Linked DNA regions of Mus musculus: regions 1 and 2 are each linked to region 3. The links are chromatin loops, found by intact Hi-C in ENCODE. Cell type or tissue: left cerebral cortex. All regions are shown on one strand. Each heading gives the region's core, and the rest is flanking DNA. Links, peaks and the distances in the headings are about the cores only.

Region 1 (10,005 bases), core at 726-8,725, 120 kb before region 3:
GTATGTGTGTATGTATGTATGTATGTATGTATGTATACTTTGGGTATCCGCCTTCTCTCTTGGACACTGAGTTAAGATTCAGGCTGAGATTTGGTCAGTCACTGGAGAGTCAGAATCAGGAAGTGATGTAACTGAAATTTCACTTTGGACAGATCACTGTACTGCTCATGTGTAGCAATGGGGAAAGAGGAGTTTATTTCAAGAACGGAGTGATGAAGTAATGGTGCAGTAGGTTTTAGTCTTGGATAGACCTAATGCTTTATTGTTTTCAAGATGAGCAATGCAGTGGTTAGTTATTATAGAAAACATAAGCCTAAATACTACTGGATTCAATTCAACCACTAAAAGGTCTTGCCATGTGATTGTCCCAGACAAAATCTACTTTGTAAAGTTCCCCCTCTAATGTCTAGCTCCCTGTGCCATTGGGCACATTTCCAGGTACTCCATGAGTGTGGCCAACTCAGAGAACCTCTCATCCCAGGACCTCCATCAAGCCTTGTCCAGGTTTGCACAGGTGATGTCATCTTTGTGTTCAGCATTAGCAGGTGCACAGGAGCAGTTAAAGGCTTAGGAGGTGGTGCCCAGCTGGTTCAGTTCTACTTCATGGGGTGTGGCTTGCACTCCTAGCCAGCTCTAGCATCTCCTGGAGGAGAAGCTGACCAGCGTCCCTCAGAGACTTAATGCCACTAGCTTCCTGAATACTGATAAGGCAACAGAGTCGGGAAAGGAGTGGCTCTCCAGGGCCAGACATTGGACATCATCTTTCAGAAGTAAATGAGGGTGACAGTAAAAAAAATACAAAGTAGCATTTGGTCAGTTCTACTTAGGGCAGAATGGGGACATTTCTAGTTTACTAACCTAGGGGAGGACCTCCCTGCCCCCAGCCTGTGCCCTTGGTTGCAGGTGAGCACTATTTTACCTGGCTTTCCCTATGTTTTTAAAGGTACAAAGACAATCTGAAGTGATCAAGGCAAGAGACAAAACCATACTTACTAAAGTGTCTGTTTCAGTCAAGCTGTCATCTTGGTTTTTAATCCAGGTAGATTTGACTTTTTCTAAAGCAGCCAACTCCATCTGAAAAATCATCAAAATCACCACCATCATCATCACCATCACCACCATCACCCATAATCCAAGTGACTAGCAGTCTAATTTATTAGGCCTCCCCAGAAGCTTAAATACTTTCACTTTATCTCAACCTCACACAGCCTTTAGGGCTCTCATCTTTTGAGGGGTGCATGTGAGGTGGTTTTTGTGAAAACTCAGCGGTAGAAAGGCCAGTTTGTTTCAGGAAATCAAGTATGGATTGGCAAGACAGCTTAATAATCACTGGCTGAGAACTTGCTGGGTTTGCTTTCTAGCACCCCGTCAGGTAGTCCACAACACCTGTAACTCCAGTTCAAGGGGGTTCAATACCTTTTCTAGCCTAGACATAACAAAATTAAAAAAATATATATGTAAATGATACACAGGGTGCAGAACTAAAAACCCCACTCATTTATTTTTTGGTTTTTCTAGACAAAGTTTTGCTGTGTAGTCCTGGCTGTTCTGGAGCTTGCTCTGGTAGACCAGGCTAGCCTCAAAACTCAATAGATCACTTGTCTGCCTCCTGAGTACTAGGACAAAAGGCATGCTACCACACCTGGCTCAGAGCCAGATATTCTGACTCTCAGTTATGTTGCTAGGGCGAAGGGGCTTGATATTAGGTGGTTTTCTGTTGCATCTATAAAATCTGAACACTTTTGCATCAAGAAGACTCTGCTTAAGGGAGACTCTCACAGTTTCAGACTTTCACTTTGAGAATAAAGACATCAACAGTAGTTAAATGCCTTTGCTTGGTAGATGCATCCGGAAAACGGTTCCTCTAATAATATATTAAGAAAAAAAAAGTCCCATATGAATCTGTCAGGCGTGAATTAATTCTCCACTGTCTTATTAGCACTTCTCATAATGTGAAGAATTTATTAAGCAGACACAGATGGACAAACAAGATCATTCATATTTGCTAATAATCTGGCCAGACAAGCATCACAGCCAGTTATGGGCAAAAAGGTACAGGAGTCAGGGAGGCACTGGCCCCAGAGAATTTCTTTCTTCTATGAAACCAAAGGATGAAGAAGATATTCAGGATATCTCATTTAATCTCAACTACTCAAAGTTTTTTTTTCTCTTTGTAAAATATACATAACTGGAAATGGTAGGCTAATTCAGGATGCCACTGGGTGAACTAACCAACCAGGAAAACCCTCCCTATGCTATACTAAAAGCCAGGGTGTTTCCACCTGGAATAACATTTAGGGCTCCACCATCCGTGTCCCCAGTTTGTCTTTGATTCTCTAGATGCTAGTAGTAGCCCTTCCTGTTGGGCTAAAATTTTTCAAACCAATGACAAATGTCTTCTGAGAGGCAGACCATCCCTTGTGGAGAACCACAGCTTAAAGCCATCTGCAAGACATATCTGACGTACCTGAGCTAGAGGCAGTAACATCAGAGCTTGAAATGGCATGACCTGTGTAACAACTCACAGCCACACAGAACAGGCTGCCTCCAGAGTGTGTGTTTAGTCTATTTACATCACACAGACTAACCAATATTAACAGTCTAGAATCCAGAAAAGCCCTGCTTGGTTGGACCTAGGGTAGAAGCTCACTCTGGGGGTTCAGCAAGAATTTCCACTGGGTGGTTTCAAGGTGGCATGACTTGTCAAACCCTGAGACAGCTACACTGTTGTTTTCATGGCACTATGGAAGCTTCTGGGGACATCTACTTCCCCACTTCTATAGGAGCTGCATTAAGGGCATGTGACAAAGAAGAACTGGAACAAACTCATGACTCCTGAAACTTCTGTTCCTGCTCCAATATACCTAAAGGGCAGGGCTGGGCAGGGCAGGGCAGGGCAGGGCAGGGCAGGGCAGGGCAGGGCAGGGCCGGGCAGGGCAGGGCAGGGCAGGGCAGGGCAGGGCCGGGCAGGGCAGGGCAGGGCAGGGCAGGGCAGGGCTGGGCTGGGCTGGGCTGGGCTGGGCTGGGCAGGGCAGGGCAGGGCAGGGCAGGGCCGGGCAGGGCAGGGCTGGGCTGGGCTGGGCTGCGGTGTAGCTCAATGACCTTGGCATGTTAGGGGAAGTACTAATCTCTAACACTTTTGGTGCTGCCTCTGCTTGGCAGAGAAGGGAGACTGTCACAGCTTCAGACTTCCGCTTTGGCTGACTGCGGCTTGGGTGGGGGTCCTGAGGCAGGCTTTACAAGCACAGAGAACCAAATTATGTTGTGATTGTGTGTTTGAGTCTCAAGAGTTGAAAACTCAACAACTGCTACAATCTGTATCAGCAGAAATCCTTTCTTGTTGTAGTAGTAAAGTGAATCCTCTAAGAATTTGGAGCCTAAAAGTGGGAGATTAAGAAACCCCACAACTGGGCTGGAGAGATGGCTCAGTGGTTAAGAGCACCGACTGCTCTTCTGAAGGTCCTGAGTTCAAATCCCAGCAACCACATGGTGGCTCACAACCACCCATAGTGAGATCTGATGCCCTCTCCTGGTGCATCTGAAGACAGCTACAGTGTACTCACATAAAATAAAATAAAATAAATCTTTGCAAAAAAAAAAAAAAAAAAAAAAAGAGTAGTTTGTTTCCCCAGTGAGACTCCCTTGGAGGAAATTAAAAAGAAACCCCACAAGTCTTGAGAACTGGCTCCAGGGTTAAGAGCACTTGCTGTTCTTGAAGTTGTTCAGGGTCAGCTCCTGACACCACATGCTGGCTCACAGCTATGTGTAACTCCAGTTCTAGGAGACCCTACACCCTTTTCAGACTTCTGTGGGCACCAGGCACACATGTATACATATGTACAGACAAAACACTCATACACAAAGTAAAATTTAAAAAAAGAAAATACATTAGCAAGGTTGGTGACATAGCTCACTGGTAGATTCCTTAGTTCAGATAAAGCCTGGGTTCTATTCCCTGTGCCACAAAAAGAAAAAAAGTTAAAAAAAAAAAAAAGTAGGCCAGGCATGGTGGCACATGCCTTTAATCCCAGCACTCCAGGGTGCAAGGGCAGGTAGATCTCTCTAAGTTCTAGGCCAGCCTGGTCTACATTGTAAGTTCCAGAAGAATAGCCAGAGCTACATAGTCAGACCCGATCCTGAAACAAAACAAAGAACTAGTGCTTAGCCATGGGGGTGAGAGGCTCTCAAGGTGAGACAGGAAGTGCGCAACCACTAGATCCAACACTCACACCTTTGCCTAATCTACCTTAAGTTAAGAGCACAGCCTTGTTCTACCATCCCAAAGTGCCTCCATCCCAACGGATTCCACAGTTCTACACCCACACCCAGACATATGGGCTCTTCAAAATAGAAATCTCAGCAGGGAGACAACAAAGCGGATTTGAGGTCTGGCCAAGGGAACTAGCATTGAAGGACTTGCGCAGAAGACACTCATGGTCTGTCAGTTTTGGAACTCTAAAATGGGATGTGCTAAAGAACTGTACTTCAGTAGGCCTATCAATCAGCACACTCTGCCTAAGTCTGACCCACAGGATCTCACAGCGTTCCCACATGGCTTTTTAGAGAACACGTTTTCCATGTAGGCGTTGCAGATGAGGAAACAGCCTTGAGAAGAAGCAAGTCAGCGGGAAGATGGAGTTAAGATTCACTCTGGAAAACTCACCCCTTACAGTTGAAGGCTTTCTGTTTCCTTGTTTGAGCTAGGGCCTCAGTAAGTAGACCAGGCTGGCCCCCAACTTACAAAGATCCACCTCTGCTGGGATTAAAAGTGGCTTCCTTGTTTGTTTTTGCCAAATCAAGGGCTACATAGTCAACTTCTGCCAATGCAGAAACACCTTTCCCCCCATATTAAACAGCTCCTCTTACTCATTTAGTGGTCATGACCATTTACTGAACACTCACGTATGCCATACTCTATGCTTACTGCTTCATGACCACTGGCTTGGTTAACACCTTACGAATACTCTGTCACAGTAGCACGCTGCTCATCACTCACAGAGCACGGTGCAATCATCTTCCCTTCAGCAGGCTCTGGGGTTCTTCCCAGAGATGGTGCTCTGAGTGCTCTAGTGGTCAATTATTTATCCACAAGGACAGAGACTTTCTGTAGCCATCTGGCAGGTCTCTGTGAGGAAAAGCTGTTCTGAGCCATGCCCCAATATTAGCAGCACACTAAACACTGCCTCTTTGGCTCTCAACCACTATGAACCTGCTTGAAAGGTGCTGGGAAGGTGGATCTGCAAGCTGCAGGCTGACGCTTCTCCAAGGGCAATTTTTAGCATTGGCCACAGTTTTCCTTCTTTCACTTCCTTACTGTGGTACAGTTCTAGGTGGGCTTGGCAGCCAGCTGTTCTTTAATAAACAGATAAGCTGGGAGACAGCTCCATCTGGTGGCAGAAGGAAGAAAGGTCGCTGAGATGCCCCAGAAGAAGGTACACACACACACAGGACAGGAGCCTGGCCAGCCACAGACTGCTTTTGGACAGATGGAGTGCCTGGCACCGCCAGCTCATCTCCTCACAGTTAATAGCCACTGCAGAGTAAGATGTGTATTCCCCCTGTGAACACATTATTATGCCTCATTTGATGCCAGAATAGTAAGAACTGGAGATAATCAGTTTCTCTCATTAACAGAAAAATATGGCTCTAAATAGCACATCAGAGCTCGGTTCTAAAACTATATATGGTGACTGTCTGCCTTTAGTTGTGGGCAAAGGTATGAACAGCTTCTTTCTGCAAGGCTGAGGAGGGCTTGACAACGACAGGCTTCAGTCTCTGACCAGCTGCTAGGAGCCATAGCAGACAGCTCTCCTGCTCAGCAGGCAGAATGAAACCTACTCACTAAACAGTACATTCTTCCACCGTATTGCTCTCCCCTGTTTCCTGGACAGATCACTTTGTCCTTTTATACCTGATTCTTTTTGTAGCCTGAAGGCAGACTCTCTTCCCGATAGGCCAAATGGCATGCACTCTGCCCCATGCTCTCAGGGAGGGTTCCGAGGCAGGGCTCAGAGGAGGAAGACTGAAGATACTTTGTAGGCCCCCAAAGGAGTGACATTTAAGAGAAGCAGAGGGCCCAGAGTGAGAACCCAAATACGGCAGGTCCCTCTCCCAACCCTTTTCACCATCGTTCTGCTCACAGGACTGGTGGTGTCTTTCCCGAGGCTGCCCTTGCTGTTGAGACTGCCAATCTCCGTCTGTGAGCTGGACTGAGACATCCCCTCAAAGAAGGGCCTGCAGCAAAGAAGCACAGTGGCTGTCAGCGGTGACTGCAGCTCAGAGAGCAGCTCCCAAGGCTGAGTGAATCAGCACTCAAGGCTCAGCAGCAACTCAGGCTTCGCAGACACTGGTTGGGTAGCATGCTACGGAGTTGGTCAAGGGATCTGCAGAGATTCCTATCAGGACTCTTGCCATGGAGATGATGAAAAGCTACAGTCCTCTGAGTGAATGAGAGAGGAGGCAAGGGACACAATGATGGAGGGAAGGGGAGCTTGGGAGGTGGCCTGGGAGGAGCTCTGGGTCTCACTTGAGCTTGGGCTTTGGGGTGCTGAGGATGCTTTCTGTTTCCTCCATCTCAGGGCCACTGTCGCTGGGGTTGTACATCTCTAGACTGTCGTACAGTTCATCCAAGTCCTCCTCCACTTCCCGAATCTGCTCCCGGGACACGTGTTCTAGCCCAAAGCCCACCTGTAAGCAAAACAAACATCTATGAGTCTGGAGTTCTCCCTATTAACACTTGTGGTTAGATGAGCAAGTCCTGTCTCCCAGGTCATCTGTCAGTGGTGCCCTCAGTGTCCCCTAGAGGGACATGCAGCACTGTCCCTCTAGACCAACGGAGTGCGAGTACTCGAGTAACCTTTGTGACCTTATATGGTCAGCCTCTGAGAGCAGGGACATGCTGGGGCTACTTTCTCCCTCAGTTACGATCAGTATCCAAACCAGGGCCGGCACCAGGGGGAAGACACAGTGCTGGCGTGCCTCCCAGGGACTCATACAAGAAACCCCAATCTGGTAGCCTAGCCCATTTCCTGCTCTGTCCTTTAAATTCAGGTGTAAGCTACTTTTTGCAGCCCACAGTGAGACAAAAACCCTTTCTCAACATTTTCTATCTTTACTCACTTTTAGTTTACTTAGGAACCTGGGTGAATGAAGCCAGGACCTCCAGGGTCTAAGGATTTCTACCCAGAGGTGATCAATGAGGATATATCACACTTGGGATGTTGTTCACTGTAGCTGCCCTTGGGATATGAAGACAAATTAAACAATAGCCAAATCTTTCACTGCTACCCTTATCAGAGACTCGAGTATTATGGTTACATATGACTGTTCTAAGTGTTTCTAAATACCATGAGACCACACTCTTCATGTGAAGCCCTCATTTTCTCTTCAAGAAACGTAATGCTCTTCTCCATATGCCATCTCTCCTGGGGCTCTGCTATGCATGCAAGCGATAGGAATCATGATCCCATAACCCTGATTGCTAGTGGCCATATAGGGCCTAGGAGTGAAACTGGAAATAAGGCATCATACCTCGTCAGAAACTTTGAATCGTTTCAGGAGGGCCACAAACTTCTGTTTGATGTTAGGTTGCTGTGGGGACAAAAATATACAAATTGTTCTCAAGTAACATGTACTAGTCGTCAATCTGAGAGTGTCAGGAGCTTACCTCACACAGAGAGAGAAGACAGACAGTAGCTGCATTCACACTGCACACTCTCCAGAAAGACAGCCAATGCTAGTGTACTTCTCAGAGCCCTGGGCAGCTCGCTGGACATCTCATGTCTCCAAAGCCTCCAGCGTACCCCAGGACTTTCTAGAGGTGCACCTCCAACCCGTCTTTTGCTCTGTCTGGCAGAGCCAGGCACCAGCTGGTGAGTGTCCAGGACCTCCCTGTCCCCACATCTCAGAACAACATTTGTCCTCTTGCACAGCCAACCCACCTAATTACCAGCCACACCTGGAGTCTGTCAACCTCTGCCCCCTCAGCCTGCAATGAGCACTGCCAGCAGAGGCCACTTTTCCATGGTGTCCTCATTGTCCCTATGCAGAGCTCTGCTCTATGATACCCACTCACTGCTGTGTCAGTTATCTGTTGAGATGAGTCTTCATTTCCAGACACTAGAGTTCACTGGGCCCAGCCTAGGCTCCCTGATCCCTGTTTCTTATTCTACTTTAGGCACCAGGGTTAGTTTTCAGTCACACATATTTCTGGCCTGAAGAGCTAAACCTCATATGGGAATGGGAACAACACTACTTGCACTTAAGGATGAGAGCAGTGGGAAGAGCAAGTTCAACAAGGAAGAAACTCAAAGAACAAAGTGCTCGTGGTGGGGAGAGAAGACTGTACAGGAGCAGAAGGAGACCATTATCAAGTGTCCAGAAATACAACAAGAAAGCACCTGGAAAGAGCCTCTGAGAGATGGCTATTATCACTAACCTCTGGCTACACGTGGGGGACAATGCTACTGAAAAGGCCACAGGAGGGGATACTTAGGAAGCCTAGGAGGTACTTTTGGGAGAGAAAACAGGGCCTCCTCATGATTTAAGAGCAGAAAAGATAAAGGTTAGAAGAAAACAGGGAGGGTCCTACAGCTCTTTTCTTTCTCAGAGTTTAAAAAAGGAAAGTTTGGACTCTGGGACTTGTCTTCCCTACAGGGCTTGAAAACCTGGGAAAAAAATGGAGCCGTTGGTATGTTCCTGAGCCACTGCTGCAGAGGAGAAATTAGGCTTGCAGTCTCGTGGGCTCTCTTACAGCCTCATGAGCCCTGACTGTAAAGGTTGTGAGTGCTGTTTCATGGCCAGAGGCCAGGCTTGGACACACCAGGGCTGGCTTTAATTTTACCCCAAATGAGAAGAAAACCTCACTTTCAGGGTATCAGTCTGCAGACTGTTCCTGCACTTGAGAAAACCAGAATAAAAAAGACTTTTTCCTCCGAGAAGCTCTTGGTACCTCTGACCCTCCCTACCCTGGAGAACTGAGCTCTAGGATCAGCCACAAGTTACCAAAGAGCTCAGGTTTTAGCTTCTGAGTCCACAACTCTGACTTTAACATGGGCTCAGGAATCTTAGTTAGGAGATGTAATACAAACATTGTTGATTTCAGGGACTAGATCCGAGGTAAGAATTGTATTTAATGTAATTGCACATTATCAAACCCAGAGTTCCTGTAGTTTTCACGTACTATTCTAACACAACAATACCCCACAGACCTGCTTTACTCTGCAACTGACAGAGCATCGCCTGAAGCAATCACCAAGAAAGGAAAGGTCTGAGGCACTGTACTCCTTAAAGAAATATTTGGATTGTTTGAAATTCTAGAAAAATGGTTATAGCCTTCTTTCTGTTCTGCATAATCTATAGCCTATAGCATCCTGTAGATTAACATGCTGGTTCTTATGGGTAGAGGTTCTGGGGATGTATCAGAATATTGAGGGTGCAACCCCAAGTATACAGGGTTTTCAAAACCCCCACAAGGTCTTAATGTACCCATTCACTCTCCACATACTTTAGAGCAAGAGTCTGAGCTGTCCTATGCCCTAGACCTGGGTGGCTCACCCTAGTGATGGCTGAGGTTGAGGTCAGTTTCCTCCGAGTCTTCTTTACTTTCCGAAGATCTTCATCTTCATAGAATAGGTCCTGAGTGAGCAGGAAACAGAATGAGACTGGGAAATCCCAGGGACCTCTGGCTCATCCACTGTGAGGAAGGACCCACAGGAAGTTACCTGCCCATGCAATGGGTCGTCACTGCCTTCCTGCTCTGAGGAGAAGCTTTCCTCCTCTTCTTCAGAGTAGTTGTCAATATCTGGGGAGCGATCTAGAACAAACACCCTATTAAGAACCTTGATCTGGTTTGGTCTATCCTAAGTGATGCTGAGGACAGGAATCAATAAAACTGGGTTGAAGAGGGAAGGACCACACAGAGGGTTGCAGCCCCACATCACTTTCAGGGATCTCTAAGCTTATCTCGCATGAACACATTTCCCAGGATGGAGGTCAATGAGTGAA
Region 2 (10,005 bases), core at 1,264-9,263, 71 kb before region 3:
ACTTAAAACAGGTGACTTTTGGGTGAAAAAAAAAATCTCACCACCAGTCATGGGTACCCAGTGAAAATTCAGAAAAAGCCAGTTTTCCTCTGTAGGGTACCATATGAACAACCATTGTGGACACTAGGGCTCAGACACTAACATCTCAAGTGAATGACAGAATTGAAAGGTGAAGGTCTAACCTAGTATTTTCAGGTTGTAAAGAACTTGTTTTACAATGGGGCTGGAGCGACGGTAGCAGTGAAAGCACTTTGCTCTTGTAGAGGCGGCTAGGTTACCAGCACCCACGTGAGAAGGTGCAGAGCCACATGTGACTCCAGTTCAGGATATCTAGCACTCTCCAGACATCTGTGGGCACTCACACACGTGTGACACACAAATACACATGCATAAAAATAAAATAAGGTCAATTTGCTAAGAAGCATAAGAAGTACTTTCACAAAGAATTGCCTGAGCGGCCTGGCCATCACGTCAGCCAATGTTTTGTCATTATGTCAATGGTCTAGATAAGGACATTAACCTGTAGGTGGCACCAAAGAGGCAACTCTAACCACAAGAAGCCAGTCAGTCAGGTCACCTTGCTGTCTAGATGGCAGGATGAATATTTAGCTAAAAAGGTACACATTAAGGTTAAATTGACCAATAGTGAAGGCCAAAGATGTGTGATGGTTTGTCAGGAAAGCAGGCAAAGCTAAGGAAGCAGGTCTGTGGAACAGCACCACGTATGTCATTAATATAAAACACAGCCTCCAATTAAGGAGAAAGAGTAAACCATGTTGGATAATTAGTTAGCTGGCTGGAAAAATAAATACATTTGAATCCCTACTTGACATATCAAATTAAGTTTCAGATGACCAGAGGCTTAATATCTATCTATCTATCTATCTATCTATCTATCTATCTATCTATCTATCTATCTATCTATCTACACACACACACACACACACACACACACACACACACACACACACACACACACATATTAGAAAACTGATCCATCCAAGTACTAGAAGAAAAGATGAATAAAATAATTTTAAGCAGTCTTAAAATAGGGAAAGATAGGGAAAGGTTTTTGTAAGTTAAAAAAAATTAATAAAGACAATTAAAATCCAGGGATTACGGTCTGGGCATGGTAGCACATGCTTTTAATTCCAGCACTCGGGAGGAAGAGGCAGGGAGATTTTCAAGAGTTCAAGGCCAGCCTGGTCTACAAAGTGAGTTCCAGGGCAGACAGCTATTATATAGAGAAACCTTGTCTCAAAACAAAACAACAAAGTCCGGCTTGAGGCCCTGATCATTAGTCCTGGGGCAAATGCTCAATAAATGCTCCCTGACTGACTGAGACTGCTGTTCATGTAGTTTGTGAAGTGACTCCTGGACCCAAGAAGACACCAAGAAGGCTGAAATAGTCTTCTGATGGCTAAGCAGCATCCTGTGAGACCGAACAATGAAGCCTTTTGCTGCTACAAATGGGTTGAATAAGGACTGATGATGGTTAAGAGTTCACACCTATCCCTAACTCCAGTTCCAGGGTATCTGATGCTCTCTCCTGATCTCCACAAGCACCAAGGCACACATATGGTGTAAATACACACACACAGTCAAAATGCTCATACGCATAAAACAAATAAATCTAAGGGAAAAAAGATTAAAAATTATTGGATTCTTATTTAGTTGAAGTATTTTTGCTACGGCTAGAAAGTCAACTTCTCCTAGGGTAGTTCTGAAAGGCAAAGTTACATTAAATGGGTAAGTAACTTCAAACACTAAAATAATGCAATTCTATACCAAAGACTGCATCAATTTTGAAAAAGTTTTAAGAATAAAATCAAATCATGATATGCAATCACACGTCTAGAAAGGTCAGAAATCAAGGAACTTATCTTAACTTTTCCTTCTTAGACATGGCCATGCTTTGTTACCCAGGCTGACCTGGAAAACACTCTTCCAAGCCAGCCTCCCAAGAGCTGGAATTACAATGTGTCACCATCCATTATCAGACCACCTGATAATTAATTATCACTATCATCTTTTTATTCAAGATCAAAGTCCTCTTCCTTTCCTCTAAGGTACCGTTCTGACTTTCTTCTCTCTACAGTGTTCTTTGGAGAGAAAAGGAAGAGGAGACTGATGTAGTGAGTCATGGCTACTGTACTCAGTAGTGTTCGGCATTGTTTCATTCATTCACCCCAAACCCTCTGGTTACAAAACATTCCATTCACTGTTTGCAAGACAGCGAATTACGGTTGGAGGGTTAATTAAGTACTGGGTCTCAGGTGTAAAACCCTGTAACTCATGGGAAAGGATTATATATCGATGACACTTTCATTATTAACTAAATTTCATTATTAGTTAAAAGCACAGACAAACAGTATAAGTTAAATTTACAAATTGATGTACTCTACAATATTAGTTTTCAAGTCAGTTGGGTGAAATTTGAACACACAGAAGAAGAATGGGTAGTCCCCACTGAAGAGTTGTTTTACTTAGGTTGGACTCCAAAGTTTAAGATAAAGCAGATTTAGGTGCTGTGCTGGATGGTTTTATGTCAAGGTGACCCAAGCTAACGTCATCTGAGAGGAGGGAACCTCAATTAAGAAAATGCCTCCATAAGATCAGGCTGTGGGTGCCAGCAGGTGCTAGTGCGCACCTTTAGTTGCAGCCTTTGGGAGGCAAAGGCAGGCAGATCTCTAAGATCTTGAGGCCAGTCTGGTCTATAGAGTAAGTTCCAGGACAGCCAGAGCGACACAGAGAAACCCTACCTAGGGAAAGGAGAGGGACATGGGGCTGCAGGCAAGCCTGTAGGGTATTTTCATAATTATTGATTTATGGGGTAGAAGTCAGTCCCCCAAGGTGCTTCATCACAGCAATAGAAACCCTAAATATGACAGCTGGGGAGCACTGAAGGTCAACAGCTGCAATGATTTTCACATATCCAAAAGTTCTAGGTTGTCAATACTGAATCTTACTGTGCCATCTAAATTCCCTCAAAATCTGGCATTCTCTTTTTCCTGGACATGAATAAACTCTACATACTGGTCAGCCATCACCAGGAAGAGGTATAATGAAACCAAAAGGGAGGAGGTGGTGAGGAAGCGAGATACACGCATGTAATCCTAGTATTTTTGAGGCAATGGTAGGAGGATCTTGAATTCAAGGCTAGTCTGTGCTACATTCTCAGACCTTTTTCAAAATCTTCAAAGGCCAGGACTTAAGTTCATGGCAATGTGCTGGCCCAGCCTGTGAGAGACCCTGACTGGATCTGCAGCACTGCACTGCTCCTCTGGGGGGGGGGGGGGAGGTGGAAGGGAAGCATTTCAAAGAAAAGGGTAAGAGGAAATGAGAAGCCAAAATAGGAGATAAGAAGGATACTCCAGTATAAATAGGAACCGTGCAAGAGACACTGGGAGGAAGTAAGGGTAGGGAGAGAAGCAAGCTCCAGAGAGGTGGCAACAGAAGGATTCAGACACCACAGCAAGGCCACTGGAGGCACCATGAACCCAGATACCCATGGCTTCGGAGATGTGGTGTGCCCGAGAGAACCTTCATATTTTTAAGAATGATAATTCCACCTTGGAAGTGTGATGCTAAACTACTACAAACCATTAGAAATGCTTCTACAGCCTCAGTAGTAAAACAAAAACATATCACAAACAAACATGCACAGCTAGTCACCTTCCATCTGCCCTTTCATTTACTTATCCAACTCAGAAACAACAATGACAAACTGCATTATTTGGTATTCAGAGGAAAGAAAGCACAGGGAAGCTCGAAGAAATTTCATTTTTGGAAGTCCTACCACTGAAACTCAACAGGTGGTCAGAATGGCCCTGGGCAGTAGCACACAGAATAACTGTGGTCCTCCACCCCACCCTCAGGGACTTCAGGCTAGGGCAGAGAAAAACTCAGAATTAGGAAAATTTGATAAGCACCTCAGGAGTAAACATGATTATGGTTACTGGCTGTTTATAACCCTGAGAAATTAGAATAAAAAATGGAGTATAAAACAGGCAATTGAAAAATAAGGTCATCATATGTCTTGCTGAATAACACATTTAAGCAGGACAAGCACCCAACTCCCTCAGAGGCTGAGGCTTGTTGTCTTGCGATGTATTTATTTTCATCTTATGTACATGGGAGTTTTGTCTGAATAGATATCTGTGCACCACGTGTGTCCCTGGTGCCCACAGAGGCCAGAAGAGACCATCAGGTCCCCTGGAACTGGAGTTACAGATGACTATGAGCCATCATGTAAAATCAAAGCTGAGTCCTCTGTAAGAACAGCAGAAAATTTAACCACTGAGCGAGCTCCCCAATCATCCTGCCTTTTAATAAATAGATTTGGAATGAGAAAGAAGAGAATTTTAAAAGTTCCACATAACAAGAAGCTCTGCTGAAGCTCTCTTGAGTACAGAGTTAAACATGAAAGCATAGCTCTTCCGACAGAATCCACTCTCTATGGCCCTTAGTAAAGACCTGCTGGCAAAAATCTCTCTACATGGTCTGTTAGCGAGACTCAAGTCAAGTGTCATCCATTAAACAGCAGTGCCTTCAGCAGCCACTAGTCAAGTCAAGGAGAGGATGGGAAAAGGCCCAGGCAAGTACAGAGAAATGACTGCAGAAACTTTCCTACAAAGGACAAAAACTGGTTTATTCATGTTAAGACTCCACTGACACTAAGTAACGATAAAGTTGCTGTGTTCACCTGATCCCTAAATAGAATTAGAATTGTTATGATTTGTACAACTTTATTATTATTGGCTTTAAATTTATATAACAGAATCAAACTTTATATAAGCCGAATTTATATAAGCAGAGCCATTTTGGAAATACAGATGTTACAGAGCTGGGAGATGGTTTTGGCAGTTAGGCTCAGGATAGATTCCCAACACTCACATGGTGGTTCACAACCCTTGTAACTCCAGCTCCAGGGGATCAGATGCCGTCTTCCGACCTCTGAGGGCATTAGGTATGTATGTGGTACACAGACATTGTGGTGGTTTGAATAAGAATGACCCTATAAATTGATTATTTGGAGTCAAGTTGGTGGAACTATTTGAAAAATATGAGAAGGTATGGCCTTATTGGAAGGAGGTGTGTCCCTTGGCTTTGAGGTTTCCAAAGCACACGCTATTCCTAGTTAGCCTTCTCTTACCTCTCTTTCTGCTTCCTACTTACAGATAAGGATATAAGCTCTCTGCTACTGTTCCCCAAGCTATTCCTGTCTGCCTGCTGCCATGCTCCATGATGGTCATGGATTTAACCTCTGAAATCATATGCCTCCAGTAGACTCTTGTATAAATTGTCTTAGTCATGGTGCTTTGTCAGAGTAACTAAGACAGACAGACAAGCAGGCAAAGTACCCATACACACAAAACAAAATAAATTAACCTAAAAATGTTTTTTAAAATATCGATCGATGAGATTGGTGGCACATGCCTTTAATTCCAGCACTCAGCAGGCAGAGGCAGGTGGATGTCTATGAGTTCAAAACCCTGTAGGGGGGGCTGGCGAGATGGCTCAGTGGGTAAGAGCACTGACTGCTCTTCTGAAGGTTCTGAGTTTAAATCCCAGAAACCACATGGTGGCTCACAACCACCTGTAATGAGATCTGACACCCTCTTCTGGTACGTCTGAAGTCAGCTACAGTGTACTTATGTATAATAAATAAATAAATAAATAAATAAATAAATAAATAAATAAATCCCTGTAGGATCTGGTCTACAAAGTCAGTTCCCGGACAGCCATGGCTGTTACATAGGAAATTATGTTTCAAAAACAAACAAATAAACTAACAAACAAAAACAGTACTGATTTTAATTTGAGATACCTGGCGTTTGTCAGCCCTGAAACCTTTAATCCCAGCATTTAGGAGAAAGAGGCAGGACAATCTCTTGAGTTTGAGGCCAGTCTAGTCTACAGAGCAAGTTCCAGGACATCCAGGGCTACAGAGAAATCCCGTCTCAAAAAAAAAAAAAAAAAAAAGAAAGAAAAAGGAAAAGGAAAAGGAAAAGGAAAAGGAAAAGGAAAAGGAAAAGGAAAAGGAAAAGGAAAAGGAAAAGGAAAAGAAAAAAAGGCAGCCCTGAGCAGGCAATAAGTTTCCAGAACGTACAAAAAACACTAGTAAGGCCTACATGGAATGCTAAGGCCAGGGTAACTGTTACCTGGCTAGCATGCCATTATAATGAAACTTTCTCATACATTTCTGCTGTAACTAGAAAACGTTCTAATGTCAAGACTGACTACATATTCGGTAATGTTCTGTGCCCTTGGAAACCAACCATGATAGATGTCAGTAGAACTGTTTTGTATAGTTACCCACAATAAGCTTGGACCTGAACCAACCATCCAACGCACTTCCTGCATCTGTACATAAGCTTTTATGGCCTTTGCTTTCTTTCATAAGCTGCCTCTGGGATAGACCCCAATATAAAAGAGATACCTGCACCAATGTAAGAAACTATGTAGAATAAGACTTCTGTTTTGCGTAGTGGCCAAGAAAGTTTAAGTCTCTGGGAACTGACATCCTACTTGGCAAGAAAAGACATGTATGTGAGTAACTGACATCCTGGTCAGCAAGCTAAGACGTGAGTGTTGGACAAGTCCCATCCTGCTAAACAAATTAAGACATGAATATTAGAGAAGGTAAGTCCCCTGCCACAGTTGAATACCCCAACTAAAGGGAGCAGAATAAATGTACAACCAAGTCATGCTCCTAAGGAAACCCCCATCCCTAAATTCTGACTGGTGAATAATTTGGCAAGGTGTTTGTGGATTTTAGACTTAAAAACCCTGTAGAATCTTAACTTAATGCCACAGTTCAGTTCCTAAGTCTGGATCGTGGCCCTGGTCAATCCATCCTGGGGCATATGTTGAATAGACTATCCTATCTGACTAAGATTGGTGTTCGTGTGGTTTGTGAGGCAATTCATGGACCCCAACAATGATAGATGTTATATCTGGGACAGCCACTCCTAGGAAAGTGTCTTAGGATTTTACTGCTGGGATAAGTCAACATGACCATGGCAAATCTTATAAAGAAAAACATTTAATTGGAGGTGGCTCACAGTTCAGGGGTTTAGTCCATTATCATCATGATGGAAAGCACAGTGGCAGACAGGCGGGTACGGTGCTGGAGAGGTAGCTGAGAGTTCTATATCCAGGTAGCTAGGCAGCAAGAAGAGAGAGGGAGAAAGAGACTGGGCCTGGCTTGAGCACTGAAAACCTCAAAGTCCACCCCAGTGACACACTTCCTACAACAAGGTCACACTCTCTAATAATGCCACTCCCTGGTGACCAAGCATTCAAATCTATGAGCCTATGGGGACCATTCTTATTCAGACCACCAAACAAAAAGAAATGATGGTCTCAAGCCTTCAAAAATAAGTGGAAAGAGCTGGGCGTGGTGGCGCAAGCCTTTAATCCCAGCACTTGGGAGGCAGAGGCAGGCGGATTTATGAGTTCGAGGCTAGCCTGGTCTACAAAGTGAGTTCCAGGACATCCAGGGCTATACAGAGAAACCCTGTCTCAAAAACAAAACAAAACAAACAAGCAAACAAAAACAAAAAAGTGGAAAAACCAGAGTCAAGCCTAAGGGCTCTGCTGTAACAGCTACCTTCTTCTCATGGAAGAACAGTGTAATTCATCCTTCTGGCAGCATGTGGGCTCTCTGGGGCTGTGTTTGCTGCAGGGCTGATATCATTCACTGGGAATATAGTCACTAATTGCCACCTGATGTTTGTCAGTATCTGTCACAGATCCTAACACAGTGGTGACTGAGATAGACCTGGTGCCCTACTCTCACAGCTGGTGAGAAGTGATGAGATTCAAGTGCTAAACTATTGTTAAGATCTACAAAAGAAAGAACCAGCCATACAAATAGCTTGAAACGAAATGCCCCAAGGGTGTGGGCAGTCATTAAATAAATAAGAAAGCACTATTCTTTATAAGTAGAATAACCAGTATCAAAACGAAGGATTCCTAGGCCAGGTGTGATGGCATATGTTTACTAATTAATCCCAGCACCCAGGAGGCAGAGATAGATGGACTTCTGTGAACCTGAGGCCAACCTAGTCTACCGAGCAAACTCCAGGTCAGTCAGGACTACACAGTGAGGACCCTGGCTCAAAAAAAAAAAAATCTAAATAGGGAACACTATTATAAAGAAGACATCTATAATAGCTATCAGGAATTCTATTAGGAAAAAAAGAAAAGAATATGACTGGGTAATTAATAAAAGAAAAATTCATAAATTTACTATCATAGTCAGAAAGCCCCACTACTAGCTGGGATTAGAGATACGTGCCTTGAATCCTAGCACTCATGAGGCTGAGGCAGGTAGATTTCTGTGAGCTCAGGATAGCCTGTCTACCCAAGAATTCTAGGACAACCAGAGCTGCATACAGAGGAAAAGAAAAGAAAAAAGAAAGAAATCTCACTACTAATAAAAGAAACTGTAGCTAAAACATGTTAACACAAATGGCAGGCAGACACAAAATCAGACACTATGCCTTGCACTCTGTGACCCGGTAGGGACGCTTGCTGCCATTTACCCATATAAGCATCTGAGGAGACATGAGGTCATTTATTGTCGTTATTGTTTGTAGTGCAGCAAGGTAGAGAACAAACTAGGTATCCTTATTGGGAGAATTAAAAAACAAAACAAAAATCAGTTGATTTATAACATAGTAGCTAAAAGAAATACTTTAAATATACTTTAAGAGTAACACAGCTTTAAATAAAAATTTATCAGAATAAGGATATATATATATATCCTTAAACACATTAAGGAAGAACCTGGTATATGTGTGTTGTAGGGAGTGAAAGTAGGAAAAGAATGGAAAAATAATAGCAATGGAAAATAATACAAGGGGGATATTTTGATATCCATTAGTGTTTTATGGTCTGAACAGTATAAAAAAAACCAAACACAGACTTGAAATCTAAGAGGAAAAAATAACAAACTTTCAGGCACAAAGGGTGTTTTAATTCCAACTCCTTCTTCCAAACTACCTGACACTGTGTCCAGTGATTGGTGTAATTCAAGAGGCAAGAAAGCAAGCCTTGAGTGGGTAGACAGTACTATAGCATAGCACTGAGCCCTGCACCCACACGTTTTCCACGGCTGCAGCCACACTGCTGAAAGTATACATGTACTGCTGTTTTCCATCCCGAGAGTTCTATTCTCATGGGCAGGACACATCATATTCACACTAATAAGCCCACAATAATAATGGCTGGTATAAAGAACATATTCAATAGACTGGCTGATTCGTCATAACTGAAAACAAATCACAATTACAAGTCAAATTAGTTGTTTTTAGTTCAAGCACATTCTTAGTTATAATTTATTAAAATGGAGCCAACCATGTTCAGTGCTTATTATCATGATAAATTAGCAGGTGAAGCTGGCCATTGTGCTCCACACCTTTAATCCTGGCATTCAAGAGGCCGAGGCTGGAAAGACCCCTGATACGTCAGTGTCTACCTACGAAGTCTACACGGTTTCAAAACAGCAGAGCAAACCAAAACAACAAAAACTAGTAGATGAATTCTTTTTTGTTTTGTTTTTTTGTTTTAGTTTTTTGAGACAATGTTTCTTTGTGTAGCCTTGGCTGTCCTGAAAGTCTGTAGACCACTCTAGTTTTGACCTCACAGAGATCCACCTGCCCTGTGTGTGTGTGTGTGTGTGTGTGTGTGTGTGTGTGTGTGTGTGTGTGTGGAAAGTCTGTAGACCACTCTAGTTTTGACCACTCTAGTTTTGACCTCACAGAGATCCACCTGCCCTGTGTGTGTGTGTGTGTGTGTGTGTGTGTGTGTGTGTGTGTGTGTGTGTGTGTGTGTGTGTGGAAAGTCTGTAGACCACTCTAGTTTTGACCTCACAGAGATCCACCTGCCCAGTGTGTGTGTGTGTGTGTGTGTGTGTGTGTGTGTGTGTGTGTGGAAAGTCTGTAGTCCACTCTAGTTTTGACCTCACAGAGATCCACCTGCCCAGTGTGTGTGTGT
Region 3 (10,005 bases), core at 670-8,669:
AACATAGTAACCACACTCTGCCAAAATAAATTTTTTAAATTGAAAAGAATGTTTTTTCTGGAGGTTCTCAAGTTAAGCAGCAATGTATATCATTAGTTATTTGCACTTCCCAAGGACAAAAGGACACATAAAGGGCTGCCTCGGTGGGGCCCTTGACTGAGACTACAGTCCTTTCTAATTTTCTTTCTTTTTTTTTGGGGGGGGGGGTTGGTTTTTTTTCGAGACAGGGTTTCTCTGTGTAGTCCTGACTGTCCCAGAACGCACTCTGTAGACCAGGCTGGCCTCGAACTCAGAAATCCGCCTGCCTCTGCCTCCAGAGTGCTGGGATTAAAGGCGTGCGCCACCACTGCCTGGCACTCTTAATTTTCTAGTCAGCTTTCTAAGCAATTGTCTCTAAGTTTCTATGTAAAGGAACCACTCTAGAGTACTTATCAACACATATACATCTGGGTTCTCTAAAACCTTCCTGCAGTGCTAGTGACTCCTGGGTCTAAGCCTAAAGGAGCGATCCTGTGAGGGCTTATCAACCTGGAACCACCTTGTTCAAGGCCCTCTCTGTAAGAAGTTCTCAAGCCAGCTTCAACTCTGGCTTTTCTCATGAGCGCTGCAAACTCTATGCTGGCAAGTCATTCCCAGTTTCCCTAGATTGCCCAAGCACTTCCAGAATGATGTCAGAGGCAAGTTAGGCCACGAAAGGTCTACTTTAACAGTTTCAAGTCCAGGCCAAAGCAGGACCAGTTAGTCTCCCCAGGCGAAGGAGTCAAGACACAAGATAGCACAAACAGTCTCTGACTTGCATTTCCTCCTACAAGAGCAGAAAGCAAGAGTACTCAGTGGTTTGGCCAAGAAACTAGAAAACTAGTTTTGAAAGAAACCATGTAGCTGGAAGGTGGTGGCACATGCCTCATTCCCAGCATTAGGTAGGCAGAAGCAGGCAGATCTTTGAGTTTGAAACCAGCCTGGTCTAGAGATCAAGTTCCAAGATAGCCAGAGTTACAAAGAGAAACTCTGTCTTAGAAGAGAAGAGGAAAGAAAAGAAAAGAAGTGAAAAGAAATCACATAACTACGGTGTTCCAACTATCTGTAAATCAATACATGTGAAACGGACTCAGTGAAAGTCATTCTCTTTCTGACTTAAGGAATCTGAGCTTTCTACAGGAATGATATTACCCTGATAGGAAGGATATCCTATTACAACACTCACAATGTGAAATTCAAATCTCCTAGGGCACAAACAATGCTTTTAGTACTTCCAATGCTAGAGCGATAACAGACATTTCACAAGCTCTCTCTTATTTGATCACTTGCATTTACTTACATCTATCATTTAAGAAGTACTTGCCCCTGTGGCTTTATAGGCCTTTTTTGTATTTATTTAATGTACATCTTAGAATGGATGGTAAGTAAAAGTATTTGTAACCAATTGCTGGAAAGTCTAAGGCATAAAGGGTCTGTCCTAGCATCCAGTAATCATACTGAGGTTCCAGCTTGCATGTGCTTTTGTGGTAAGAGTAGCATCCCTTCCTTCCCAAGTGCTTTCATGCAGATAACATTTCTCCTGCAAGCTAGCCTGCCAGTGCAGCTTGGCCACCTCCTTTGGCTATAACACTTTTGTCTGATAAGGGTTAACTTTAGTAACTCTTTTCTGTATGCTTAATATAATTTAGGAAGAAATTGTGCACTCCTTCCCTACATGAAAAGATAAGGACATTCAAGTGTGCTTTGAAACCAAGTCCCAATTTGATACAATTTGTATGTTATACAGTAGGGCATATATCAACTCCTAATCAATTTTATACAGCTGAGAAATTTTTGTATGTTTATACAATTTAATAATTTTCTGCCTTTCCTAACTTTAGCGATTCAAAAAAGAAAATATGAAGGGGAAATCTCACCTTACAAAGACTGAGGAGAATATAGGTAATGAGACTCTAAAACCCTTCGTTTAACCTGAGCAACAGTCTCCCCTTTCCTCTCCCCCTCTCCCCTCCCCTTACCACCTCACTCCAGGCCTCTACTTGCCATATGGAGCCACAGCAGAGAACAATTCAGTAAGGGAGGGGACAACTCCAACTCTTACAGCTATGAGTTTCCTAAGGGAGCAACAGCAGAGCTGACTATTCATGTTGTAACAGTTTGGCTTGATTTTTGTTGTTTTGGTGGCCTATTGTATCCCAGAGAGACCTCAGGCTTACTCTATAACTAAGGATAACTTTGAACTCCTGTCTTTCCTATGTAAATGCTGGGATTACCAGTATGGCCTGCCACACCCAGTCTTACATGGTGCTGGCCCTGAACTGAGGGCCTTGTGCGTGCTAGGTAAGCACTCTACCAAGTGAGCTACATCCCCAGCCCTTTATTTTATCATAATAAAGTCTTAAAGATAACCATATTTCACGGTGCTAATTTCTGAGAAGTGAGAACAGGGGTGGGATCGGGGCCTTTCCCATTACAGAGTCTCTCTTTCTACACTGCTTGAGTCATGGACATATGCTAATGCTGTTTTCTGTTTTAATGCTGATAAAAAGAAGCATCAATGCAAAGAACAATTAAGCCATTTTAAAGCCAACTGTAAGTATGCTATTGAAAGTTTTAAAAATAATACTATCAATTTTGAGAATTTAGCAGAAATTAAAAACCAACAGGCAGGCACCTAAAAGCATCTAGAATGCTCACTTTTAGCTCACCTTTATTTAAATGTCCACAAAGATTTTTTTCAAAAGCAAATAAAATTTTCTAAAGTATCAAAGATAGCAGCATGACCTTCCTATTGCTCCGTTGCACCCCCTCTTTTCCGTATTAGGTGACACCCACTCTTACAGTGCTGACTGCTTTTGGATTTTTCTCTTTGTCTAATCTCAAGTAAGTCTTGCTATCTCTCCCTGGCTGGCCTCAAACTATGAACTCTGGCTGTCCTTGAGTCATCAATGTTCTGCCTCAGACTACGCATATGTCGTTATGCCCAGCCCCACAGTGTTCTCATGCACATCTGTCCTCAGATTCACATTTCTTCATTGCCTAGCTCACAGGTTTGTGTCTCACTGGATTACACGAGAGAAGGTGGTTAGTTCCAGTTCTACATAGAGCTTCATGTTGGTAGGTTTTTGGTTTTTGTTTTGTTTTGTTTGTTTTTCGAGACAGGGTTTCTCTGTATAGCCCTGGCTGTTCTGAAACTCACTTTGTAGACCAGGCTGGCCTGGAACTCAGAAATCCACCTGCCTCCCGAGTGCTGGGATTAAAGGCGTGCGCCACCACGCCTGGCCTGGTAGTATATTTTAAATAACATGGACAAGTACAAGGAGACAACAAATTAACCAAACGACTTCCTATTTAGAAGGGCCAATAGCATGTCCTTTTCTGCCCACAGAAAAGGTGTTTTCCTTCTAAAGACACAGCAGCATGCTCCAAGAAGCACAAGTGTTTCCCAAGGTGCTGGGAGGCACAAGGATAAGGGCTAAAAGCAAAGTCATAGAAGGGCAGAAGACAGGCCAGGACTGGTCAGTAAACAAGACATAGCCATACACATCTACATATAGAATGCCTACCCTGTTTCTGGAGCTAGTAACTTATTATTGCAGACTTTTTAGTAACCAAGAGTTCTTACGGTCAAATCAAAACTCAGTGGTGATTCTATTTGTTTCCCTTTATGACAGCTTCTGCCCATCAATGCACGCTTTTTCAATCTAACAAGCTAGACAAGGCCACGATCCAAAGTAGAACATGTTTTATTAACAGCAGACCCATGCAGGGTGGAGCACAGGACTTTTATGCAAGGAAGAGGTGAATACCATACTTCAACAATGGACAGGCCCACATAAAAATAAAAAGAGGCCTGCTCAGGACCAAAAGGCATGCCATTCCACAGTGAGCTCTAATTTGAGTTTGGTGTCATGCTAGGGCTCTGGCCAAAGTAAATTACTGTGGTTCCTGATTTCCTCAAAGGAGGACAAAGAGGACACTATAAATCAGTGCAGGGACTACTGTGCACAAAGGGATGAAACGTGGAGGGCAGAAATGGCAAACAGTCTAGTACCATCTCTTGAAGCTTCAAATCCACACTCTCCAAGTATCAACTCCACTCCTTTATATATGCTTCGTATATACTTATGTGTGTATGTACATATAAATATAAATATATTCAAACACACACACACATATACTTTATATATACTTCAAACATACTCTAAAGAAACTTCTGCCCAAGAGCACAAATCCTGAGCAAATACATACATATATACATACATACTTACACATACACACACACACACAAAACTGCCCATGTTAACAGGGAACAACCTAAATATTTATCAGAGTCATATATTAGTTCATATAACCAAATACTATACATTAGAGAAAGTACTAAAAACTAGAGCTACTAGACAACATTGATGATTTGCATAAGCCTGAGTTAAAAGTGACAGGCTACATACAATATAAGAACATTTCTGCAAGCTCCAAAAAAACGTTGAAGCCAAGAGTAGTGGTGCACACCTTTAATACTAGCAACTGGGAAGGCAGGAGGCAGGCAGATCTCTGTGAGTTCCAGGCTAGCCAAGGCAAGTAAGATCCTGTCTCAAAAACAAACAAACAAAAATAAAAAACACACAAAACTAAAAAATATATTTACAGACTTATATGTAGTACACTGTAATGGGGGGGGGGGCATAATTCAGAAGTGTGTAGGGGAAGCCAGAATGTAATTCAGCAAGGAACCTGGAGAGTTTGACAGGTGGGGTAATGTTCTATATTTTTCAATAAATGACATAAGAAAGATGTGCTTGTGTCATCATTTTTCATGCCCTATATATTGGTACAATGTTGTGGTGTGATGTTGTTCAAAATAAAGGGAGAGAAAGAAACACCAGCAGAGTTGAGTTGAGGGTGGAACCCCACAGGGCACCCAATCTCTGGCTTACAGGCACATCCACCTGCTCTGCTGGACTCACAGGGTAAGAAAGAACAGAACCTGAGAATCAACTCGGTTTAGAAGCACAAAATGAACACCTCCAGGCATTTCTTTGTGCTTACTGGGCAAAACCAACCCTGCAGGCTGTCTTAGCATAGGGTCAATCCAACACACTGTCCCCAAAGAAGTATATACAACAACTGCTTTGCCATAGAGAAACAAGCATAATTTTTTGATGCAAGTTTTCAGATAGTTCCAATGGACAGAAAAATGGGTTGAATTTAGGAACAAGGCAGTCATTTTACAGAGCTCATAGGAACCTGGAGACTCTGTGACCAGTATCTAGTGGAGGAGGAAATGAAAACTTGCATTTAAGAACACATTCAACTGATGTCCAAACTAAGAGCACAGAGTACCCAGAGAATGTGTGTAGCATGAAGAACATATGAATGTATGTACTGAACCCCCAAGTGTTAACCAGCTTTACCTGCAACAGGTGACAAATGAATTTGGCACATGCTAAGTACGTTGGGAAAGAACTATATCAAAGCCATCTTTACCACATCTGTGTAACATTAACATATGTACAGCCCACGGGCGCCAGTGAGGCAGGAAGAAGAGTGACTTACTGACCGTAAGGAAGGCCAGATTCGGTCAGACCCAGCCAAGGAAGGCCACTGGGCTGGGTCCCCGAGGCCACCATTGCTCCAGGAGGACAGGAGGGTGGTTCGAGCCAAGGCGGAAGGTGGGACTGCTGGAGAGGGCAGGCCCACACAACAGTCTTGGAAGGCCCAGGAGAAGACAGCCCCCACCCCCCAAAGCCAAGATGAGCTAGGAGTGGAGGACGTACCCTCCACTCGCCCCGGAGAGATGGGGAGGCGGGGCCTGTCACAGAGCCAGCCTGGCGGTCCCCTAGGCCAACACCTTTTCCCAGCCGCCCGTTGCTCACCTGGGCACGCAGCTGGATGAGCTCCGGTCCACCTCCCAGGTAGCATACAAATTCATCTGCACTGGGGCGGGGGTGCGGCCTGGTCCTGGACCGCCCGGAGGCGCAGAGCCCGAGGCCACCGCGACGGCCATGGAGGTGGAGGTGGAGGAGGACGAGGAGGAGGCGGCCGCAGCCGAGGTGGACGAGGAGGACGAGGTGGCCTGGGCCAGCTTGGGGGGCGTCGGCTGTTGAGGCTGCGGCGGCTGCTGCTGCGGCTGCTGCTGCGGGGACTGGGCGACCCCAGAGCCCCGCTGACTGCTGCCGCCCCCGGAGCCTCCGGGACCACCGCCCGCCCCTCCGCGTTCCGCCATGGCCTGGCCAGGGGAGGAAGGGGCGCGGGGCTTACGCAGACTGAGGGCACGCGAGCGACTCTCAGGCTTCCCCCCGCGGCGGCAGCGGCTCAGCGCGTCTCCTCAGAACGCCCGGCGGAGCGCGAGCCACCAGCGAATCTGCACGCACGCGCGGGCTTTCGCTGCGCGCGGTCCTCGCGCTCGCCCGCCGCCGCCTGTTGCGGCCCGCGAGGCCCAGACACTGGGTGGGCGTGTCCGAAAGGGGCGGGGAGCCGCGGCCCCACCCAGACCGGCGCCGAGGGGCGGGGCCAGACTCGCGCTCGGCCCCGCGGCCCCCGGGAAGGGGCTACAGCCCGCGCGCTCTCGCGGCGCGGCCCTGGAGTCCCTAGCAGGCCTCGGCGTGCAGGCTCCGCGCCCCTCCTCCCTCCGCCCTCCTCGGGCGGCTGCTACCCCGCCAGCGGAAACCCGGGTTTTCCGGGGCGCGGTCCCGGACCGGAGAAGACTGTACGAGAGCGCGCTCAGCCCCTGGGATCTGCAGTACACGTAGTTCTGGTCACGCGTTGCATGGAAATCGGATAGCCCGCTGTGGCGACCCCTTCTGTGGTTATTTCGCCCACTTCTGCAAAAGAAGCAGTAGGTAGAGATCCAGGGGCCGGCCACCACCTAAGGAGCTTAAGTTCCAGCTTGACTGTGGGCAGGAGCCAGTTGAGCTAAGGTTGTCTAGGTCCAACAGCCTTTCTTGGTACAGCGCCCCCGACACAGCCTTCTTTACAAAAGTCCCAGAGTGCCTCGGTGCTTTCTCAATTTCTAGAATTCTATTTCTCTCAAGGCCTGATCAGCTGCCATCCCCACACACCCCCACCCTACCTAGAGCTCTTGCACTCTCCTACACCCACACCTTCTCCCCAGTACTTGAGCAAATGTTATGGAATCCTGTGCTCCAACCTAGTCTAGTTTTTCAAAAAACTTCTCAGAACTCAGTGACGAAGACAAAACAAGCCCTTCAAACCCACCCACCCACCAACACACACACACACTAGTAAATCCAAGTAGTTAGCCAGTACTCTGGAACAATTGAGATTTTATTTAGAGACAGATGTTCTCCAATAGGTAAGAAATCGGCCTTTCTGCCACAAGGTCAATGAGGAAGGCCTGACCTGGCCTACTTCCCTAGCCTACAGTTACTTCCCAGCCTAGCCACGGTGCTAAGCTGGCTATTTTTATTCCCCACGGACAAAGCAGTAAGGTCAGACCAGACCCAAAGGTACCTTCAGCAGAGCCTTCACACACAGGAGGGGTAGGGATAGTGAACTACCCACAAGTTCAGTTCAGAACTACAGTCCCATAGTCCTATGGGCCATCTGTGATTACAGGCAAGAAGTAGATGCTTTTGCAGAAGCTAAAAGAGAGAGAGGTTCAAGAGCGCCTGTATTCATCCTTCCTTGGGAAACAGCTTTATTTACAAAACAAGTCTAAAATAAGAACAGGAAGTGACGAGCCTAGGGAGTCCAGATCTAGCTTTAGGGAGCCACAGAGAAAGCCCAGACATACAAAGAGCCTAAAGGCAGGCCAGCTATGCGAGCAGGACCTAAAATTTGAACTCCTTGTATTTCTTGCTGCCCCCACGGCTGTCCTGGGGCTGAGCTTTCCGTTTCTTTTGCTGTAGGAGAGAGAGAGAGAGAAGTTACAATAGGTTAGACAACCCCAGACAGGAGGCAGCCTGACCCAGACATAAAATTAAGGTAAAAAGCACTGAAACCACACTCTCCTCTCCCCCTGAGAGCTAAATGACTTCCTTCCTCTTCCTGAACTTAAGAGACTGCCACCAATGGAGCATCTCGGAGACCTTCAGGCACCGAGTCCACCCGCCTCTCCCTCCACCAGAAAGGACAGCCCTCCTCCTAGGCCCACAGGTTGCTCCCACCTTCTGCTTAGCAGCATGCTCAGCCACCATGTCGCTGAAGTCTTCCTTCTCTACTTGTGCCTGCTGCTCCCGAACGTGCTCCTCGTACTTCTGCGTCATGGCCATGGGGTCCAACTCCAATTCCTCAGGCGCCAGCGCTACTTCCACACCTTGCAATTCAGGGGCTGGGCCCTTCCGGCTCATAACCTGAAAAATTCAGAACCTTATTATCTCCAGACTCTCAGAAACGCGGGCTCCATCTCAGTTACAAAACAATGTTCTCCAATGCTTACCGTGGACATGTCATAAATGTGGGTGGATCCCATCATGGCTCCCCCAACAGTGGCTGTTCTCTTCTCTGGCAATACAGTGAATAACTGAGGTGTCTCACTTCTGCAAAGGACAAGAAAATAAAACCCAATAAGGGGCAAAAGGGTCTCCTGAGTCAAAAGAAACATAAGTGACACTTGAATTCTAAGAGAATCCCAAGATAACTACGGCTGAAGGTTCTGCCACTGAAGGAGGCCCATAAGAAACGCTGGGTGAGGGGTGTGGAGTGGGGTCAGTACTGGCCCCACAGGACACAATCTGTAAGGGGTACAGAGACTAAGCTAAGGGATCCTTTAAGCCAAGACTCATAAGGAAGCATTAGTGGACAAAGAGGCTAAAGCTTCATAGAAAGCTTTCCAACAGAGAAGCTGTCAAAAGAACAGGTGAGGGCCAGCAAAATAGCACAGCTGATAAAAATCCTTGCTGTACAAACCTGACTGAGTCCCATCCCTGGAACCCACATAAAGGAGAAAAGAGAAAACCAATTCCACACACAGGCGCACACACACGCACGCGAGCACACACACACACACACACACACACACACACACACACGCCCCCCCATACACGCCCACATGCGCATGCGCGCGCGCACGCGCACACACACACACACACACACACACACACATCAAGTATGCACACACAGTAACGTTGATTGCTTTTCTAAAAGATCGAAGTCAGGTCTGGTGCTGTACTCAGCACTTCAAAGGCTAAGGCAGGCGGATATTTGTGAGTGTGAGTAAGAGACCAGCCTGGGCTACATACTGAATTCCAGGACAGGCAGATCTATATAGGAAGATGATCTCAAAAAAACAAATAGTAGAGGTGTTTCACACCATTAAGCACAACACTTTGTATGTAGACAGAGGCAGGAGAATCTATGAGTTCGAGGCCAGCCTGGTCTACAGAGTGAGTTTCAGGACAGCCAAGGCTACACAGAGAAACCCTGTCTCAAAAAACAATCAAAAACAAAGTTACCTCTTCGATGGGAAGAGTTAGAGAGCACATGGTCTAGAGTGGTAGTAATGAGCTTGCCATTTGACCTTGACTGTGCTAGTCTATGCATAATTGAAATCAGTGGTTGAAGGCCCTTTTTCTTTGGGAGGGCTAGAACATTAGAACTTCAGGCACTACCTCTGAGAATGTCTATTTTATTCATTTATTTTTACTCTTTGGTTTTGGTTCTGATTCCCTAATTTGGGACAGCACTGCTTTAGAGCCCTTGTCTTTAAAGTTTACCAAAAAAATTAAAAATAAAATAAGATAAAATAAAATAAAAATGAACCTTACAATGGTACTGAGTTTCCAGGCCACAGACCAGAGGATACCCATACAGAGCTGAGAGGATTCTGTGAATTGAGAATCAGGGTCAAAATCTAAGAAGAGCAATGCTTTCAGAGTCTGCAGGACACAGAGAGAGCTCAAGAGCTCCTTCTTCAAGCATTGGGGGAGAAGAGCGAGGAAACATGCATGTGAGAATTCCCAACACCAAGCAGTTCCTGGAAGGATGAGCAACGACAGCAGCCACTGTTCAGCCAAGATGCAAAACAGCACCAAGTCCCACTGATCAAATGGAAAACCCTCCAAA

What was found. Hi-C counts contacts between places; a loop is a spot of excess contacts. Peaks named below come from ENCODE experiments on the same cell type or tissue, not always from the same donor. Only the 100,000 strongest peaks of a DNase experiment are listed, where the experiment ranks them.
Region 1: a loop joins it to region 3, with 2.3 times the contacts of the local background. A loop is called at or near these places in 4 of 42 quality-filtered maps.
Region 2: it touches region 3 in a loop (2.1-fold over the local background); 23 of 42 quality-filtered maps call a loop at or near these places.

The regions. Positions count from the first base shown.
Region 1 is chr19:5,146,134-5,156,138 of GRCm38, forward strand. Pacs1 (phosphofurin acidic cluster sorting protein 1) reads right to left here. Exons shown (of 24, transcript NM_153129.3): 6 at 9,723-9,814; 7 at 9,556-9,636; 8 at 7,531-7,590; 9 at 6,527-6,687; 10 at 6,141-6,234; 11 at 994-1,074. Among named protein-coding and RNA genes, the nearest start is that of Gm30840, 26 kb to the left of the region's middle. In left cerebral cortex, for the core only: CTCF peaks have their summits at 3,526 (motif pointing left) and 5,394 (motif pointing left); DNase peaks (open chromatin) are centred at 4,431, 5,026, 5,385, 5,762 and 1 more place; H3K27ac peaks cover 2,740 bases.
Region 2 is chr19:5,195,320-5,205,324 of GRCm38, forward strand. All of the region lies in intron 1 of Pacs1 (phosphofurin acidic cluster sorting protein 1), which reads right to left. Among named protein-coding and RNA genes, the nearest start is that of Pacs1, 73 kb to the right of the region's middle. In left cerebral cortex, for the core only: a CTCF peak has its summit at 4,586; a DNase peak (open chromatin) is centred at 9,113.
Region 3 is chr19:5,266,684-5,276,688 of GRCm38, forward strand. Pacs1 (phosphofurin acidic cluster sorting protein 1) reads right to left here and starts at 6,436. Exons shown (of 24, transcript NM_153129.3): 1 at 5,856-6,436. The coding sequence starts at 6,205. Sf3b2 (splicing factor 3b, subunit 2) reads right to left here. Exons shown (of 21, transcript NM_030109.2): 19 at 8,381-8,480; 20 at 8,109-8,294; 21 at 7,238-7,844. The coding sequence ends at 7,773. In left cerebral cortex, for the core only: no CTCF peak of the experiment used is centred there; DNase peaks (open chromatin) are centred at 5,554, 5,877, 6,531 and 6,953; H3K4me3 peaks cover 2,155 bases; H3K27ac peaks cover 3,054 bases.